Linked DNA regions of Homo sapiens: region 2 is linked to region 1. A link is a contact called in ENCODE Hi-C or POLR2A ChIA-PET data. All regions are on one chromosome and are shown on one strand. The core of a region is the stretch at or near the end of the contact, and the rest is flanking DNA. Distances in the headings are between cores, read along the strand shown. Region 1 has its middle 27 kb from the start of MIR4472-2. Region 2 overlaps LINC03088 (long intergenic non-protein coding RNA 3088).

What was found. Hi-C counts contacts between places; a loop is a spot of excess contacts on that map. ChIA-PET counts read pairs that join two places held with the same protein, here RNA polymerase II (POLR2A). Pooled maps may share reads with other maps.
Region 2: a map of heart right ventricle shows a loop between it and region 1 (2.4-fold over the local background). The contact joins two enhancer-like sites. A Hi-C loop is called at or near these places in 2 of 168 maps with a recorded cell type or tissue (Right ventricle myocardium inferior and heart right ventricle) and 2 of 50 pooled maps. POLR2A ChIA-PET finds 5 or more read pairs at or near these places in 1 of 52 experiments (activated CD4-positive, alpha-beta T cell).

The regions. Positions count from the first base shown.
Region 1 is chr12:116,451,336-116,458,713 of GRCh38, forward strand. No RefSeq gene overlaps it. Among named protein-coding and RNA genes, the nearest start is that of MIR4472-2, 27 kb to the left of the region's middle. RefSeq lists enhancers at 3,310-3,848, 5,569-6,068. Within about 2 kb of position 4,441, at least 29 of the 41 ENCODE cell types and tissues checked have a DNase peak (open chromatin) inside an H3K27ac peak, as active enhancers do.
Region 2 is chr12:116,694,731-116,702,108 of GRCh38, forward strand. It overlaps LINC03088 (long intergenic non-protein coding RNA 3088), which reads left to right. Exons shown (of 2, transcript XR_007063473.1): 2 at 3,125-3,449. Among named protein-coding and RNA genes, the nearest start is that of LINC03088, 37 kb to the left of the region's middle. Within about 2 kb of position 3,246, at least 4 of the 41 ENCODE cell types and tissues checked have a DNase peak (open chromatin) inside an H3K27ac peak, as active enhancers do.

The sequences.
Region 1 (7,378 bases), core at 3,191-5,690:
GCACCCGCCACCATGCCCAGCTAATTTTTGTATTTTTAGTAGAGACAGGGTTTCACCATGCTGGCCAGGCTGGTCTCAAACTGGTGACCAAGTGATCCACCCGCCTCAGCCTCCCAAAGTGCTGGATGTACAGGTTTGAGCCACTGCACCCAGACCATTTTACATTCTTACTAGCTGGTTTCTCCACATCTTCACCAACACTTATTATGATGTTTAGATTATAGTCATCCTAGTGGGGGTGAAGTGCCGCCACCAGTTTTGTAAATAAAGTTTTATTGGAACACTCACACTCGTTTGTCATTTACATATTGTCTATGGCTGCTTCTTTTTTTTTATTTTGAGACGGAGTCTCGCTGTCTCCCAGGCTGGAGTGCAGTGGCGCGATCTCGGCTCGCTGCAAGCTCCGCCTCCCGGGTTCATGCCATTCTCCTGCCTCAACCTCCCGAGTAGCTGGGGCTACAGGCGCCCGCGTGCATGCCCGGCTAATTTTTTTATATTTTTAGTAGAGACGGGGTTTCACCGTGTTAGCCAGGATGGTCTTGATTTCATGACCTCGTGATCCACCCACCTCGGCCTCCCAAAGTGCTGGGATTACAGGTGTGAGCCACCTCGCCCGGCCTGCTTTTTTTTTTTTTTTTTTTTTGAGACAGAGTCTCGTTCTGTAGCCCAGGCTGGAGTGCAGTGGCACAATCACAGCTCATTGCAACCTCTGCCTCCTGAGTCCCGGTTCAAGCAATTCTCCTGCCTCAGCCTCCTGAATAGCTGAGATTACAGGCACGCGCCGCTATGCCTAATTTTTGTATTTTTAGTAGAGACAGGGTTTCACCATGTTGGCCAGGCAGGTCTTGAACTCCTGACCTTGTAATTCGCCTGCCTCGGCCTCCCAAAGTGCTGGGATTACAGGCATGAGCCACCGTGCCCGGCCTATGGCTACTTTTACAACAGCGGAGTTGAGTAGTTGCTACAAACATGATATGATGTGCAAAACTTAAAATATTTTCTGTGTCACCCTTTACAAAAAAGTTTACTGATCCCTGATTTAGACTAATCCTTTTATTTTTAATTAGAGGAAATTAAGCCTGAGAAATATTGTATCTCTATGTCGAGGCAAATGGCTAGGACTGGAGTTTTTTTGCGTGTTTTTTGACATGGGGTCTTGCTTTGTTGCCCAGGCTGGAGTGCAGTGATGTTATCGTGGCTCACTGTAGCCTTCGCCTCCCTAGCTCAAGAGATCCTCCCACCTTAGCTTCCAGAATATCTAGGACCACAGCTGCACACCACCATGCTCAGCTGGTTTTTAATTTTTTAAATTAAAATTATTTTAATTTATTTTTTGGTAGAGATGGAGTCTTACTATGTTGCTCAGGCTGGTCTTGAACTCCTGGTCTCAAGCTATCCTCCTGCCTTGGCCTCTTAAAATGCTGGAACTAGAGGTGTAAGCCACCATGCCTGGCCTAGGACTGGAATCTTTCTGGGACTCGGTTCTGACATCCATGAAGTGGGATACAATGCCCACCTTATAGAGCCAGGCCCAGTGGCTCACATCTGTAATCTCAGCACTTTCGGAGGTCAAAACGAACAGATCACTTGAGGTCAGGAGTTTGAGACCAGCCCGGCCAACAAGGTGAAACCCTGTCTCTACTAAAAATTGAAGAATTAGCAGGGCATGGTGGCGGGCGCCTGTAATCCCAGCTACTCAGGAGGCTGAGGCATGAGAATCGCCTGAAACCGGGAGGTGGAGGTTGCAGTGAGCTGAGATCGTGCCACTGCACTCCAGCCTGGGTGACAGAGTGAAACTTGGTCTCAAAACAAAGCAACCAACCAACCACCTTATAGGATGTGGTGAGACTTGTAAAGCAAGGGCAGTCAAGTGCTTGGCCCAGGAATAAATAGACATTAAACCCAGCACTTCTCTAGAATCTGAGATGCCTGGCTCCTGATCTAATGGCCTGCACATCCCCTAATTTCTCATCCAGATGCTTTTTCTGTCACCCAGCTGGCTCTAGCTGAGTTACTGGTGTTCCTACTGAGTCTTCCTTACTCTGATCTGAAAGCCTAAGATATGCATCTTACATAAAAATTAGAATCATGGGGCAGCGTGGCTCATGCCTGTAAGCCCAGCACTTTGAGAGGCCGAGGCGGGCGAATCACAAGGTCAGGAGTTCAAGACCAGTATGGCCAACATTGTGAAATCCCATCTCTACTAAAAATACAAAAATTAGCCGGGCATGGTGATATGCATCTGTAATCCTAGCTACTTGGGAGGCTGAGGCAGGAGAATCACTTGAACCATGGAGGTGGAGGTTGCAGTGAGCCGAAATCATGCCACTGCCCTCCAGCCTGGGTGGCAGAGCGAGATTCTGTCTCAAAAAAAAAAAAAGATTCAAAAAAGATTCACGCATCTGGACATATCACTCAGCATGCAGACTGGAGTCCTCTCTTCTCTCCCACATCCTGGCGTCTCTTCTGTCCTCTGGCACACCATCACTGTTGGCCAGCAAGCTGGGTCTCTCATCTCTTCAGCCTTGTCTCCATCCTAGCTCTGTGTCTCTGGGTCAGTACCAATTATCCATACACACATTCATGCATCCCAGGACAAGGCCAAGCTTCTGTCGGGAACACGGACTCCATTTGAAGTCAGGCAGGTAGGGTGGGGATCTGGCCCTTATACCTGGCTGTGGAACCTTGAGTGTGTTACTCAACCCCTCTTGGCCTCAGTTTCTTTATCTGTAAAGCATGGACAGCCATGTTTACCTGTCAGGGCCACCCTGAGTATGAAATGAACTAACAAATGGGAAGCCAGCATGGTTTAATGAACGTGTTCTCCAGGAAGTAGGGGTCAAAAAACAACCCTCTCTATATATTGCAGCAGTGTAAAGAGCCTTATATGCATTCTTCCCATGTTACAGTGGGGACAGGGGCTCAGAGATGTGAAGTGAGCTTCCCAAGGTCACACAGCAAGTGAGCGGAAGGGCTCTGCGCCTAACTTCCCGTACCACCTCAGGCCAGCTCCTTCTCTACTTGGGGCCTCCGTGTCCCCATCATTGTTCAGATGATCTAGAAGCTCTCGTTCTATTCTTTTTCTTTTTTTTTTTTTTCAGACAGAGTCTCACTCTTGTTGCCCAGGCTGGAGTGCAGTGGTGCGGTCTTGGAACATGGGAGGCAACCTTAGCCTCCCAGGTTCAAGCAATTCTCATGCCTCAGCCTCCCAAATGGCTGGGATTATAGGCACTTGCCACCACGCCTGGCTAATTTTTGTATTTTTAGTAAAGACGGGGTTTCACCATGTTGGCCAGGCTGGTCTTGAACTCCTGACCTCAGGTGATCTGCTGCCTCAGACTCCCAAAGTGCTGGGATTACAGGTGTGAGCCAACATGCCTGGCCTCTCGTTCTCTTCTATATCCAGAGTCCTAACTCCCTCATGGTTCATCTCCTGGGAGGGGCGGGGACGGCTTACCCACCTGTCCTTCACCTGGCCTCCTGACCCACAGGCAGTGCCCCCACATCTGTCCCCAAGGCTTCTCTCCCCTCCCTTCCCTCTCTCCTTCCTGCTGCTTAAGAGCATTATTTGCTTCTTGCAAAATGGCCTTATGCTGGGGAGAGCCCCCTCTGCGTCCTACAGGTATTTCTGCTCTTGGCTGACTTGTTTTCACAGTGCCGATCTGACAGTTCTGCAATGGAAATGAGGGTTTTCTGGCATGGTTGTGGCAGGGTGCGGAAGCTTTACTCAGCTCAGACTCATGACAACGATGATTCCTCATAATAAGCCCTCTCATCTGAGTCAGCTACCCAGGAATTCTATAAAATACGTGGGAAGAGGCCCCTGGTGGGAACTTAGATCCCGACGGTCACTCTTCCTGGTGTGGCTGGTCCTGCCTTAGTTACTGCCACCTCCCTCTGCCCTTCACAGCCAATTCCTACTTCTCCTTCAAGTCTGGTCTAAAATGTCACCTCCTTAGAGAGGCCCTCCCAGATTGCTCATGTAAATAGCCTCTTCCCTCCATTCTCATCCTAGCTTCCTGTTTGCTTCCTTCAGCAGACTTAACCCAAATTACAATTTTACACATTCATGTTATTTGCGGGCTGTTAAGTATTAAAGATTCTGAAAGGGGTGGGGCTGGCGTCACGTTTTTCATTGATCCCTGCCCCAGCTCTGTCAGTGTCTAGCACACAGTAGGTACTCCATGCATTTTCGGTGAATGAATAAAAACATTGTTTGGAGCAGTGAGGGAGGCCCGGGGAAGCTGCTTTTTGGCAGTGAGAACACGCGGAGCTGGAGATCCTCCTGCAGGGAGCTGACTTCATCCTTCTTGTTCCCGTCCCAAACCTTGTCCAGAGGCTACAGGGAGGGAACTGTATGTACAACTATCTTTGCAGCTTTTCAGACTTCCGAACAAGCTGCCTTCCCAAGAAAACACATTACCCAGAGGCTTTTTCTCCCCTCCTGCTCAGACAGGCAGTGGCCCAAGGAACGGCGTTTTGTTTATGATAATAAAGTGGGACCCATGGCAACGCATTGTGATGTCATGGCAGTGTGAGATCATAAATCCTTCCAGGGGAAGAATGAAGCGCAGCGGACACAGTGGCTTCTCAGCCTCCCCTGGCCCAACTGAGGCTGTTGCTAGATATGTTTTTCCTGTATCAGGTGGTTCATTTCTTTTTTTCTTTTTCTTTTTGCCTCTTGATCTTTTTTTTCTTTTGTCCCTAAAGAAAAAAAATTAAAATAAATAAATAAAAGTTTTAAAAAAACTCTGAGTGGAAAGATTTGTCCCAGGAATTTCCTGCTGGCTAATGTCCAGTTCGCAGAGAATGCCAGCAATAATGGGAACAATGCTCACTCGTCCCGGACCTGTGATGAGAAAACTTTCCCAATTCCCCAGTTCCGTGGCTGAAATATGGCAAAGCCTTGGAGAGTTACTGGGCAGCGGACCATGGAGTTTGCAAGGAAAGATGTCCCTTGCTCACACTCTTAGTCTGCCCGTCCACCGTCAACCTTTCTCTCTCTTTTGCTCCTTCTCCATTTCTGTTTCTTCTTGCCACTCTCAATCTGTCTGGCTCTCTCTTACGTGGGTTTTCCGTTGTTTCTCCACCACTCTCCGTTTGTCCCTCTCCAGCTTCGTCTCGATCTCTCTTTCTCAGTCTCAGTCTGTGTTTTTCTTTCTCCACATTTCATTCTCCTGCTGAGTCTGTCTGTCCCTCCCAGGCTCTGTCCTGGTGGTCCTCACTGGTTTTGACTCGCTGTTTCTCTCTTTCCCCACTCACTTTCCTCCTCCCTTCCCTCTGTGCTTATGTTACTGAAGGAAATCACATTTGGAACTCTGAGGACTGAAGAAGGGCAAAGCTGCCCCTGGGGTTTTGTGATCTGCAAGCTGAGTGGCGACGGGTCCCTATTTCCAGGGTGGGTGTTCCGCGAGGCAAACCAGACCCCGACGCAGGATATCTACCCCCATTCAAGGAATATGTTGAGCCTGTGATACAGGAGCTGGAGAGAAGGTCACTGGCCAGTCTGCCAGGGCCTGTAGACTTTCCAGCACTTCTCCCTGCCAGCCCCACCCATGCCTTCTCTGCTACCATCCTCCCCACCCTCAGCACACACTGCAGATGGGGAGGAGAGGCGCTCACTTGGCGGGAGGAGGGAAGGGAGGGGAGTAGGCTCTTCCAATCTTTGGCCACCCCAGGGCCCTTGTTCTGCCTGGAGCCTCCTTTTGACAACCCATATTCTGTTCCGCAACAGCCCCCATACTTAATCTAAATCTGGGTTTTTCAGCCTCAGTCCTATTGACATTCAGTGCTGGATGATTATTTGCTGTGGGGGACTGTCCTGTGTTGTAAGATGTTTAGTGGCATCTCTGGCCTCTATTAGATGCCACCACGAACAACTCCCCTCGCATGGTCACAGCAAAAATGACTCCAGACCAAATGTCCTGTGGGGGTAGCGATGGGGGGTGGGGTTAAAACCACCCCTGGCTGAGAACCACTGGTCTAAACCATCTCTGCTCCTGCTCCTTCCATCCACATTCCTCCCTGTTACTCTCATTTTCTCTCTTGCTAAAACCCTCCATGGCTCCCTATTATTATTAGTAGTAGTAGTAGTAGCAGTACCATGAATATCATAGCAAACACCTATATAGGGCTTTCTGTGTGCCAGGGATTTGGCCATGTGCTTTGTGTATATATTAACTAATTTCCTAGCCCCTATCTCACGGGGCTGTTGTGAGGTTGATCATGAGAAAGCAACATAGCACCTAGCCCAGTGCTAAGAGGTTGTTATTACTACGAGTCTGTGGGTCTTAGTGTCCCTAAGCCACACCCTGTCATGCCACTATGCTTTTGCACCTACCTTTCCCACTGCCTGGACCTACTTTGCCCCCTTTCTCCACTTGGTGCCCTTCTCCCCCACTGGGACCTGCTTCCCATCTGAGTGGCTCTCCCAAGACTTTCCTCTGGGCCTAGAGCACCCTGGGCCCCTCCACTGGAGGCTCCTATCTCCAGTTCAGCAGACTGACCAGGAGCTGGAGGTGGTACAGGGGCGATGGTTTATTCAGGGGTACTGGGTCTGGAGGTTCTTCTTGTTCTTTCTTTTTTTTTTTTTGATACAGTGTCTTACTCTGTTGCCTGTCGCCTAGGCTGGAGTGCAGTGGCATGATCTCAGCTCACTGCAACCTCCATCTCCTGGGTTCAAGGGATTCTCCTGCCTCAGCCTCCCAAGTAGCTGGGACTACAGGCGCCTGCCGCCAGCCCAGCTAATTTTTGTATTTTTAGTAGAGGTGGGGTTTCACCATGTTAGCCAGGCTGGTCTCGAACTGCTGACCTAAAGTGATCTAATAATAATAATATGGAGTCATGGAGGGTTTTAGCAAGAAAGAAAATGAGAGTAACAGGAGGAACGTGGATGGAAGGAATAGGAGCAGAGATGGTTTAGACCAGTGGTTCTCAGCCAGGGGTGGTTTTAACCCCCATCCCCCACAGCTACCCCTGCAGGACATTTGGCCACACCTGCAGTCATTTTTGTGTAGGTCTGAGGTTGAAAAACCCAGGTTTAGATTAAGTATTGGGGCTGCTGCAGAACAGAATCCGGCCTGGGTCTGCAGGTTATAATGAATAAGGGCGAGTACCTTTGGTGGGAAACCTAAGAATGATGAGGGCAGAAATAAGCATCAAAGTCCCACCATACCCTCCATCCCCCCAGCCCCCCCACCCCCCATACCCCCATCCCCACCTCGGTCTCAGGGCTACACCTATCCTCTATACTGTCTCCCTGGTGCCATGTGACCCAAACCCGGCCAATGAGATGAAGCCACGCCCCTGGTCACAGTCAATGGCTTGTGGCTGTGCACGTGACTTCACTTGGTCCAGTGACATTTTTGGACACGAGGTG
Region 2 (7,378 bases), core at 1,996-4,495, 240 kb after region 1:
ATCACTGTGGCTAACACGGTGTAATCACAGTGATGAGATCCGCATGCTGCGAGGGGAGGGCGAGGGGAGGATCGTCAGGAGAGGGGGGCTGCTCGCTGGTGGGGACGGATGACACAGAAGAGGTGGGGGAGCAGGACGGGAGAGGAAGAGGGAGGAGGAGGCAGGTGACCCTTGGCAAGGGCCGAGTGGGTTAAATGAGGGCCCCTGATAAGGAGGAAATAATGGTAGCAACTCCTCGGTGCTCAGAGTGGATAGCCCGGGAGGAGGACTCTGCTCATTTAATTTAATCCTCATGGCAAAAGGGAGGGCAAGGTGTCATCTCCATTTTATAGATCAGCAAACTGAGTTTGAGAGATGTTAAGTAATTTGCCCGACGTCACAGAGCTGTTGGAAGAACCTCAATTGGAAGTAAGTTTCTCCTAATCACTAAACCTTTCGGGACTGCACCCTGACTACAGAGAGCAGAGATAGCAGGCAAGTGCCGAAGAGCTAAAACAGCAGGGCTGGCAGGAGGAAGACGCGGTTGTGCATGCCCAGCTCGCCTGGAACACCAATGCACGTGCCTGGGTCAGTAGGACTCGGCACTGAACCACAGCTGACCATTTGGGTGTCTTAGCCATGCTGAGAGAAGAGAAGAAAGGAAAGGCGGAAAAATTGCTACATAACCAGATTCCAGGTGCCATCTCTAGCCACAGAGGAAATCATCAATGCATCCACAAACAAAAGTTAGAATGTTCTCTGAATCTCCTGACCACCCTATCCTTCCGTTTGCAAATGCTTGCACCCAAGGGACAGTTAACTCCTAACAGAGGCTAGTGTTTCTCCAAGTGTGAGCTGCAGACACATCCGGGCACCTGTTAAAAACACTGCTTGCTGGGCTCTGCCCCAGACCTGTGCCCAAAGCATTTCCTTCTTTCTTTCTTTCTTTCTTTCTTTTTTTTTTGGGGGGGGGGTGGTGGGGGCGGGACAGAGTCTCTCTCTGTTGCCCAGGCTGGAGGCTGGAGTGCAGTGGCTCGATCTCAGCTCACTGCAACCTACGCCTCCCGGGTTCAAGTGATTCTCCTGCCTCAGCCTCCCGAGTACCTGGGATTATAGGCACACACCACCATGCCTGGCTAATATTTTATATTTTTAGTAGAAATGGGGTTTCCCCATTTTGGCCAGACTGGTCTTGAACCCCTGACCTCAAGTGATCTACCCGCCTCGGCTTCTCAAAGTGCTGGGATTACAGGCGTAAGCCACTGTGTCCAGCCCCAGAGCATTTCTTAGAGCAGTTCCTGGATGAGGTTTCCTGGAGGTTTCCTGAAATTTTCTCTGTATTTGTAAGAACTCGCAGAAAGCAGACATCTATAACCAGCAAAGCACATTCTGTAGGCCAGTCTTGCCCCAACTCCATGACCCCATCACCTCCCCTGGTTGTTCAAAAGTACGAAGTTCATGCCTTCAACACAACACATTTATTGAGCACCTACAATGTGCCAAGCTCTAGTTCAAGCCCTGGAGATAGAGCAAGAATCAAACCTAAGTCCCTGCTTTTGCAAAGCTTGCATTCCAGGGAGCAAGACAAGCAAACAACCAAACCGGGAGGATATCAGGATATCAGAGAGTGCCGTGAGGGAAACGAAAGCGGGAGGAATAGAGCAGTGGTTTTCAATCAGGGCGATGTTGCCCCCCAGGGAACATCTCGAAATGTCTAGAGATACTTTTGGTTGTCATCATCTGGGGAGGGAGGTGCTGGAATGTAGGGGCCAGGGGGGCTGCTAAACACCCTTCAACACACAGGGCAGCCCCCGCAACAAAGAATTATCCAGACCTAAATGTCACTGGTGCCCAGGCTGATAACTCCTGGGCTAGGGAAGACAGAGGACTGCTGTTCAAGGCAGGGGTCAGGGAAGGCCTCCGGTGAGGGACACTTGAGCAAGGACCCAGAGCAGATGAAGGATGTCTGTGGACGGAAGGTCTCAGGCAGAGGGGATGGGGTTGGAGGAGGCGCCCTCACTGCAGGTGGGAGCATGCACGCCTCGAGGGAGAGATCTGGGGGTTTCAGCCTAAGTGTGATGGAGCCTGGGGGTCCCAGCAGGGCCAGAGATGCTCTCACTTAAGCTTCCAAAGGGTTCCTTTGGCTGCTGCAAGGAGAACAGCCTAGGAGGAGCCGAGAGGAGCTGGGGACTAGGTGGGAGGATGCTGGGTCACCTAGGCAAGAAATGTAGGGGCTGGAAGGGGAAGAGGAGCCCCAGGGTGGTAAGGTGTGGTCTGGATCAGAATGTGTCATCCAGGACCGGGCGCAATGGCTCACGCCTGTAATCCCAGCACTTTGGGAGGCCAAGGCGGGCGAATCACTTGAGGTCAGGAGATCGAGACCAGCCTGGCCAACATTCTGAAACCCTGTCTCTACTAAAAATACAAAAATTAGCTGGGCGTGGTGGCAGGTGCCTGTAATCCCAGCTGCTCAGGAGGCTGAGGCAGGAGAATCACTTGAACCCGGGAGGTGGAGGGAGCAGGGAGCCGAGATCATGCCACTGCATTCCAGCCTGGATGACAGAGCAAGACTCTGTCTCAAAAAAAAAAAAAAAAAAAAAAAAAAGACTGCGCCATCCAGGCTGTAGCTTCTAGAAGGGATTTGCTGAGGGATTAGTTGAGGGTGCGAGACAGAAATCAAGAGCCACCTTGGAGCTGACTTTCCATGAGGTCCCTGCTCCAGGTGTGTCCTTGACAAAAGGGACTCCAAGCCCTGCTTCTAACCCTAAGCCAGTGGCTCTCAACTAGTGGCGATTGTGCCCCCCAGAGGACACTGGAGACTAGGCCATGTCTGGAGACATTCGGGGTTGTCATAGCTGGGGATGCTGGCTCCTACCGGCATCTAGGGGGTGGAGAGGTCAGGGATGCTGCTGAACGTCCTGCAGTGCCCAGGACAGCCCCCACCACAGTCACCCAGCCCCGAATGTCACTAGTGCCAAGACTGAGGAATCCTGACCCCTGATTCCCCCTAAACCCTGCCACCTCCTCTCACACGGGGCCTGGCCCCACCAACTTAGCGGGGACTTTGTCAGAGGCCAGAGATTCCAAATCAATGCATCTCAGTGGCTAAGGTCCATATTAACTACATCTCACTTGCTTCTGACAGTGACACAGATCAGATGCTGCTGCTGTCGTGGCTGCCACCACAAGAAACAAGAGTGTTGGAGTGCAAATTCATTATCCAGCTGTTAAGAGCGACAGAGCATGCACACATCTCTCCCCGACCGGGTTATCTGAGAGCCAGCCCTGCTGTATGATTGAGTGGCTGCCAGCCTCCTCTTCTCTGTAACCTTGACACGCCAGAGCCGGGCCTCCAGTGCACAGGCTAAAAATCCTAAAGGCAACGGCGGCGGCAACAAATAGATGGGTTAATTTGTTTCATGCCCCCGTTGTCACCAGGCTCTCGCAGAATAAAACCACCACCACCACCACCACAACCTCCATTTGTGGGGTTTAATACCCCAGCTGCTGGGAATCAGATTCAGCCGGAGGAAGAAAATGTGACGTCGATGCAGAGATCCATTTATTCGGTGATGTTTGCTTAAAAACCGGTTTTTCATCTGCAGGTTATTCTTGCACGCTTGGACCTCAAGCAACACAATATCACATTTCCAGGTGGTATCTTTAAGGAAAGCTAATTAAGACTCTTGGCACTTGTAGGATGAAACATTTTACAATTTTCTTCAAAGCAATTTGCCAACATTAGCTAATTAAAACACCCAGCCTTCCATTGAGGGACAATGGGAAGAGCATACAATTGTCATTTCTGAGCATCTGTTGTACGGATAGAAATCCAAATTCCTGTTGCTTCTACTTGGTCAATGTCCTTCTCTGAAGGTGGCCTTTCATGGTTTTTCTGCAACCTGCATTTAGGAGCATTTAGAAGAAGATTCCAGCTTTTCTAGCACTTAGCCTCTAAAATAAAGAACAACACAGGGAAAGGAGTTTGAGCAATTGAGGCTGGTCTGCTAAGCCAGGGGTTGGCAAACTATGGCCCAAGGGCTAAATCCAGCCCTTGACCTTTCTTTAAAGTTTTATTGGAATACAGCCATGCTCATTGGTTTACATATTGTTTCTGGCTACTCTCAAGCTAAAACAGCAGGGTTAAGTGACTGCTAGAGAAAGTATAAGGCCTAGAAAGCTGGAAATATTTTTACTGTCTGGCCCTTTATGAAAACAGTTTGCAGACCTCTGCATTCAGCGGTCTGTTGCATCTGCCTATGATTTTCCCGCTCTGCAGGCCAAACTACCCCATTCCCAGTTGTTGATTGGACAGCTCTTTTCCCATGGTGTCATTACTGTTATTAAGTGTCTAGGCCCCAAATGAAGGTCTCCAAAGAAGTGTCTCTGGTCAGTAGAAAGGATTTTTTTTCTTTAGATAGAGATAGGGCCTCTCTATGTTAACCAGGCTTATCATGAACTCCTGGCCTCAAGCAATCCTCCCATCTCGGCCTCCCGAAGTGCAGGGATTACAGGCATGAGCCACCATGCCCGGCCCATTAGAAAGGTTATTCAAGGAAAGGGAATTTGAATTTAATCTCTCAGTATAGAAGATAATTTGACAATGTCAAAACCCAATAGAGGCCGGGCACAGTGGCTCACACCTGTAATCCCAGCACTTTGGGAGGCTGAGGCGGGTGGATCACCTGAGGTCAGGAGTTCGAGACCAGCCTGGCCAACATGGTGAAACCCCGTCTCTACTAAAAATATAAGAGTTAGCCAGGCGTGGTGACACATGTCTGTAATCCCAGCTACTTGGGAGGCTGAGGCAGGAAAATCACTTGAACCTAGGAGGCAGAGGTTACAGTGAGCCAAGATCGCACCACTGCACTCCAGCCTGGCAACAGAGTGAGACTCCGTCTCAAAACAAAACCCAATAGAATCTTTCTCCCATTTTACTCCGTTTTCCTAAGGATTGCAAGGTCAGCCTTCTGCTGCAGTTCGTCCAAAACATTTCCCCTTCTCCAGCCGCCACCACCCCGTTTGGAGATTCCGTCTTGGGGAATTCATTCCCCTTTTTTGAGTCCTGCCTTCTGGATAGTTCGAGGACCCTTCAGTTCTCCATGGATGGAGCTCATGGTCACCTGGATGCCTACAACTGGGGAATGAGAGGCCAGGGATCAGGGGTGGGGATGTAATTAATTTCATCTGGGTCCTGGGGTGTCTGAAGGCAGGACCAATGTGACTTTTACCTTCAAGGTTGGCGGAGACATTTCTAGATACCCCTTACCTTCTCCCCCATCTTCCTTAGCACATCCTTATCTGAAGGCAAACCTTTATCTGCTGCATTGTTTATGTGAAGTAGCTTGAAGAATCCTCATTCATCCAGGAGAAACTCCTTTCAAAGGGTGCAGGAAAAACCCTGCAGGTGGTACACCCCCAGAGACACCCCCGCAATAAGGCCACTCTGCAAATCGGGGCCTTCAAGAATGAGTTGGTGAAGGCAGGGGTGGGGATAACCAGACAGAGATGGGGAGACACCCTCCCTACAGCCATAGCAGCCACTGCCATCACGGAATTAGTTCCAGGCTAGTGTGCGTGTCCCACTGACTCATGAATGGCCATGTGCTGGATTAGGATCTTGCAGTGCAGGACAAAATAGGCTTGCGTGGAATCTAACTTACAGAGGACATCTAAATAGGGATTTTAGCTTAGTTCAAATCCCGCTATGTTTTTGGGCTCACTCAGCCACATTGCCCACTAGAAGATTCTGAGAGCAAAAGGACTCAGTAGAAAGCATTTTTGCTAGTCTGAGGGTTACCAAATCATAGCTTCTTGGTTTAGAAGAGAGACTGAAACAAATTTCTGTTGTACACAGTGTGGGCAAAAAACTTTACAGATATTATCTTTTTTTTTCTTTTTTTTTCTTTTTTTTTTTTTTATACTGAGTCTAACTCTCTTGCCCAGACTGGAGTGCAGTGGCATGATCTCGGCTTACTGCAACCTCTGCTTCCCATGTTCAAGCGATTCTCACACCTCAGCCTCCCGAGTAGCTGAGACTACAGGCGTGCACCAACACGCCCAGCTGATTTTTTTGTATTTTTAGGAGAGACAGGGTTTTGTCATGTTGGCCAGGCTGGTCTCAAACGCCTGACCTCAAGTGATCTGCCTGCCTCGGCCTCCCAAAGTTACTGGGAATACAGGCGTGAGCCACCACACCCAGCCTACATATGTTATCTTTTTAATCCCCCCTAAAAACCTGTGGGGGAGGGTATTACGATGCATCTTGGCAATTTTACAAATAAAAATTCCCAGCTTCAGAAGGGTTTAGAATTGGTTTAAAATTATGCCACGTGTAAGGGGCAGAGTTGGATGGAAGCCCAGGTCTGTCTGCTCAAGCCCACTCAGCTCTCTGTGCTGGGTTCCATTCTCCCATGCCACACATACAAGTGTATTCTTAGTATGTTTCTTTCCTTTGCTTTTTTCGTTGAAGAGCTGGGGTCTCACTATGCTGCCCAGACTGGTCTCAAACTCCTGGGCTCAAGTGATCCTCCCACATCAGCCTCCCAAAGTGCTGGGATTACAGGCATGAGCCACCGCCCCTGGCCATCTTCGTATATTTCTTAGTATATTCAGAGTTGCACAGCCATTCTCACAATCAATTCTAGAATATTTTCATTACCTCCCTGAAAGAAATCCCATATCAATTAGCCATCACTCCCCATTTCCCCCAGTCCCTTCAGCCCCAAGCAACCACTAATCTACTTTCTGTCTCTACAGATGTGCCTATATTCCGATTTGCCATTTCTCGTTAAGTGGAATCATAGATGATGTGGCCTTTGTGACTAGCTTCTTGTTTAGGATTTAGCATCAGGCTGCCGAGTTTCATCCATGTTGTAGCATGGATCAGCACTTCCTTCCTTTTTGTGGCTGAGTAATATTCCACTGTTTGGGTAGACCACATTTTGTTTATGGTTGAATAATATTCCACTGCATGGGTAGACCACATTTTGTTTAAATATTCCTCTGCTGATGAACATCTGGGCTATTTCTACCTTGTGGCTACTGGAATAGTGCTGTTGTAAATATTTGTGTACACATTTTTCCGTACATTTTAGAAAATCACATTTTTGTGCCTTTTGTTAAAGACTGAAAGAAAAGTTATAAACACATGCTCTCATTGAACAGTGTTACAAATATTTATTGAAACGACTGAGGCATTTAGGGCAGGATAAAGCAGCTGGGTATGGTAAAAAGAAAAGTGAGTCAAAAGTCAAGGCCGGGCATGGTGGCTCACGCCTGTAATCCCAGCATTTTGGGAGGCCGAGGCGGGGGGATTGTTTAAGTCCAGGAGTTCGAGACCAGCCTGGCCAACATAGCGAAATCCTGTCTCTGCTAAAAATACAAATATTAGCTGGGC